2 separate regions of the Homo sapiens genome follow, and region 2 is linked to region 1. The links are chromatin loops, found by intact Hi-C in ENCODE. Cell type or tissue: endothelial cell of umbilical vein. All regions are shown on one strand.

Region 1 (2,500 bases):
GCTGTCCATCACCCTTCGATGCTATCCGGGGCCTGGCTTCTATGGAGCCCCCTCCTGTCAGGCTGGGAGGCAGAGCCTGGGTCCCTCACACAGTCCCAGATCTCAGAGGCCAGGACCCACCCCCAGTGCATGGCATCGGGACCTGGCTCTGGGGAGCGGGTGTTTGCCAGTGAAAGTGGAAGGCGTTCGGAGCTCAGCTCTCCCTGGGCCGGGCAGTGGGGATGCTGGGGACTCCAGGTCAGTGGTCCCCAAGCTGTCCCATGCCTGTCCCTCCTACCTTTGAAAGAAGGATGGACCCAGGGTGGACATCAGCAGGCACATATGGCAATAATGGGCTTTATGGATGGACCATTTTTGGTACGTGAGGCACTTACAGGGTTCGGCTGTGTCTCAACCCAAATTTCATCTTAAATTGTAGCTCCCACAATTCCCACATGTTGTGGGAGGGACGCGGTGGGTGGTAACTGAGTCATGGGGGCGGGTCTTTGCCATGCTGTTCTCCCGATAGTGAATGAGTCCTCATGAGATCTGTTGGTTTTAGAAAGGGTGGTTCCCCTGAACACACTCTCTCGCCTGCCACCATGTAAGATGTGCCCTTGTTCCTCCTTTGCCTTCTGCCATGATTGTGAGGCCTCCCCAGTCACGTGGAACTGTGAGCCCATTAAACCTGTTTCCTTTATAAATTACCCAGTCTCGGATATGTCTTTATTAGCAGCGTGAGAACAGACTAATAAAGGCACGGATGGGAATCACGCAAACCTCTGTGTACCACAGCTTGACTTAAGGGGGTGCTGCCAGCCACTCAGCCTGAGCCCCCCAGACACACCCCCTCCCTCACTGCCTAGCGTGGCCACCACCTTCCACTCTGCCTTCGTCAGTGTTATCTCACGTGTGTGTCTTAAACAGGATGGCTTGGCTGTGAGTATCATACGTACGTGTGTGTGCGTGTGGGCATTTAACCATATCACAGACACTGTGCTAGGTGCTTTTTCCCAACATTGTCTTGGATTCAGCTGCACTGAGAGAGCAGTGGCTGAAAGTCATTCCCTGCCACCAGGAGGAGACATGTGGCGGCTTCAGCTCCTGTGCGGACACACTGCCTTCCACCAGCAGGTGTCTCTCTAGGGCCCACTCGAGAGTGGGAGCGTAGGCCGCAGGGGCTGCACGTCTGTATCAGATCAACCGAATGGTTTCCCAAGTGCCCCAGCAGCGTCTAGGGTAGAGATAGTGCTTTCTGCGCAAACAGCCGTTGGAGAGTGGCGGTGCACTACCTTACCTCTAACCCAGGAGCTGCGCCTTTCCCTGAAGGAGCAGGTTAGTTCTAACACAGAATCGGGAGAGCAAGGGAGGAGAAGGCTCAAAAGAGGGCCTCGTGCAGCCATAAAAAAGCACGACATCAGCCAGGCACAGTGGCTCACGCTTGTAATCCCAGCACTTTGGGAGGCTGAGGCAGGTGGATCACCTGAGGTCAGGAGTTCGAGACCAGCCTCACCAACATGGAGAATCCCCATCTCTACTAAAAATACAAAATTAGCGGCTGGGCGCGGTGGTTCACACCTGTAATCCCAGCACTTTGGGAGGCCGAGGCGGGTGGATCACAAGGTCAGGAGATGGAGACCATCCTGGCTAACACGGTGAAACCCCGTCTCTACTAAAAATACAAAAAAACAAAAATTAGCTGGCCGTGGTGGCGGGCGCCTGTAGTCCCAGCTACTCGGGAGGCTGAGACAGGAGAATGGTGTAAACCCAGGAGGCAAAGCTTGCAGTAAGCCGACACTGCGCCATAGCACTCTAGCCTGGGCGACAGAGCGAGATGCCGTTTCAAAAAAAAAAAAAATACAAAATCAGCTGGGCGTGGTGGTGCATGTCTGTAATCCCAGCTACTTAGAAGGCTGAGGCAGGAGAATCGCTCGAACCTGAGAGGTGGAGGTTGCCGTGAGCCGAGATCTCATTATTGCACTCTAGCCTGGGCAACAAGAGCGAAACCCCATCTCAAAAAAAGAAAAAAAAAAAAAAGCACGAGATCATGTCCTTTGCAGGGACATGGATGGAGCTAGAGGCTATTATGCTTAGCAAACTAACACAGGAACAGAAAACCAAATACCTTCTCACTTACAAGTGGGAGCTAAATGATGAGAACACATGGACACAGAGAGGTGAGCAACAGACACTGGGGCCTTTCAGAGGGTGGAGGCTGGGAGGAGGGAGAGGATCAGGAAATATAATGAATGGGTACAAGGCTTAATACCTGGGTGATGAAATCATCTGTACAACAAGCCCGCACGACATAAGTTTACCTATGTAACAAAGCTGCACTCGTACCCCTGAACTTAAAATAAAAGTGGAAAATAAATAAACTAATAAAATTGTGAAGATTCTCAAAAAAAAAAAAAAAAAAAAAGCCAGGCACAGTGGCTCACGCCTGTAATCCTAGTACTTTGGGAGGCCAAGGCAGGTGGATCACTTGAGTTCAGTAGTTCGAGACCAGCCTGGCCAATAT
Region 2 (2,500 bases), 340 kb after region 1:
GATGGTGTCTTGCTCTGTCACCCAGGCTGGAGTGCAGTGGCGCAATCACAGCTCACTGCAGCGTCAACTTCCTGGGGCCAGACGACCCTCCCAGACGACCCTCCCACCTCAGCCTCTCGAGTAGCTTGGACCACAGCTGTGCACACAGCGCTGTGAGATTACAGTGAGCTATGATGGCGCCACTGCACTTCAGCCTGGGCAACAGAGGAAGACTCCCCCTCTAAAAAAGAAAATGCACTCAGTGTTGAAAAGACGCTTTATCAAAGAAGATATACGGATGGCAAATAAGCACAGGAAAGCATGCACAACATTACTGACCACGAGGAATTGCAAATTAAACCACAACAGGCCAAGTGAGGTGGCTCATGCCTGTCATCCTAGCACTTTGGGAGTCCCAGGTGGGTGGATCACTTGAGGCCAGGAGTTCGGGACCAGCCTGGCCAACATGATGAAACCCTGTCTCTACTAAAAATACAGAAATTAGCCAGGTGTGGTGGCAGGTGCCTGTAATCCCAGCATCTCAGGAGGCTGAGGCAAGAGCATTGCTTGAGCCTGGGAGTCGGAGGTTGCAGTGAGCTGAGATTGTGCCCTGCACACCAGCTTTGGTGACAGCGAGACTCCATCTCAAAAAAAAAAAAAAATGTATAGAACTATACACCTAACACAGGTGAATTTTGCCGTATGTAAATTATACTTCAATCAACCAAAAAAAAGCACCTGAAAATATACGTAACTACACCAACAAAAAAGAGAGAGGCCACATCTCCACATCTTTGTACTGTGTGTGTGTGTGTGTGTGTGTGTGTATGTCTGTCGTGCATAGCAGAGGGGGGAAGAAGTGTGTTCGGAGGCACACCTGCTGCCATAACGATGGCCGGCAGCTTTAACTACCATGCATTTTTAATCACAGAAGGGTTCAGTGCTCGAATTTCCAGGAGCTGACCACCAGGTCTGAAATTCAGCCTGGCCCTTCTCTGACATGTGCAGCCTCTTGTCCAATCCTGCCCTGTCCGCCCCACTCCTCTAGTCCTGATCACGGGACTTGAGGTGTTTCCCGGAACAATAGTCCCATTCCCGCCTCCCAGGAGGGGAGCCCATGCCAAGTCAGCCAGCCTAGGAGGGTCCCCTTGGGTCCAACATGCTGGGAGTTGGTGGCCTCTTGTGGCCAGAAATAGAATTATCACATATTAAAAATGATCACTGGCCGGGCGCGGTGGCTCACGCCTGTAATCCCAACACTTTGGGAGGCCAAAGCAGGCGAATCACGAGGTCAGGAGATTGAGACCATCCTGGCCAACATGGTGAAACCCTGTCACTACTAAAAATACAAAAATTAGCTGAGCATGGTGGCGCACGCCTGTAATCCCAGCTACTCCGGAGGCTGAGGAAGGAGAATCGCTCGAACCGGGGAGTCGGAGGTTGCAGCGAGCCGAGATCGCACCACTGCACTCCAGCCTGGCGACAGAGCAGGACTCCATCTCAAAAAAATAAAAATAAAAATTAGCTGGGCATGGTGGGACGCTCCTGTAGTCTCAGCTACTTGGGAGGCTGCGGTGGGAGGATGACTTGAGCCCGGGAGGTCAAGGCTGCAATGAGTCATAATTATGCCACTGCACTCCAGCCCGGGTGACAGAGCGAGACCCTGTCTCAGAAAAACTGAAAGAATTTTTTTTTTTTTGAGACGGAGTCTCGTTCTGTCGCCCAGGCTGGAGTGCAGTGGCGCGATCTCCGCTCACTGCAAGCTCCGCCTCCCAGGTTCACGCCATTCTCCTACCTCAGCCTCCCGAGTAGCTGGGACTACAGGTGCCCACCACCACGCCTAAATAATTGTTTGTATTTTTAGTAGAGATGGGGTTTCACCGTGTTAGCCAGGGTGGTCTCGATCTCCTGACCTCATGATCCGCCCGCCTCGGCCTCCCAAAGTGCTGGGATTACAGGCGTAAGCCACGGCGCCGGGCCCAAGAATTTTTAAAAGATCATAGTAGGCCGGGTGTGGTGGCTCATGCCTGTATCCCATCATTTTGGGAGGCCCAGGTGGGAGAATCGCTTGAGCCCAGGAGTAGTTCTGGACAACAGAACAAGACCCTGTCTCTATTAAAAATATTAAAAGATCACATTAAGGGTTGATTCTGCTTATGGCTGGGGTGGGAACGGCATTTCCATACAGGGTTAGAGGCCTGTACATTAGTGCAACCTTTTCAGCAGCACAAGTCAAAATCTAAAATACACACACCCGGCCGGGCGCGGTGGCTCACGCCTGTCATCCCAGCATTTTGGGAGGCCGAGGCATGTGGATCACGAGGTCAGGAGATTGAGAGCATCCTGGCTAACACAGTGAAACCCCGTCTCTACTTAAAAAATACAAAAAATTGGCCGGGCATGGTGGCGGGCACCTGTAGTCCCAGCTACTCGGGAGGCTGAGGCAGGAGAATGGCGTGAACCCGGGAGGTGGAGATTGCAGTGAGCCGAGACAGCGCCACTGCACTCCAGCCTGGGCAAC

The links. Peaks named below come from ENCODE experiments on the same cell type or tissue, not always from the same donor. Only the 100,000 strongest peaks of a DNase experiment are listed, where the experiment ranks them.
Region 2: a loop joins it to region 1, with 14 times the contacts of the local background. A loop is called at or near these places in 5 of 110 quality-filtered maps.

What each region holds. Positions count from the first base shown.
Region 1 is chr7:4,829,198-4,831,697 of GRCh38, forward strand. All of the region lies in intron 5 of RADIL (Rap associating with DIL domain), which reads right to left. Among named protein-coding and RNA genes, the nearest start is that of SNORD165, 7.0 kb to the right of the region's middle. In endothelial cell of umbilical vein, a CTCF peak has its summit at 1,065 (motif pointing right); a DNase peak (open chromatin) is centred at 1,104.
Region 2 is chr7:5,173,571-5,176,070 of GRCh38, forward strand. No RefSeq gene overlaps it. Among named protein-coding and RNA genes, the nearest start is that of WIPI2, 15 kb to the right of the region's middle. In endothelial cell of umbilical vein, no CTCF peak of the experiment used is centred here; a DNase peak (open chromatin) is centred at 1,091.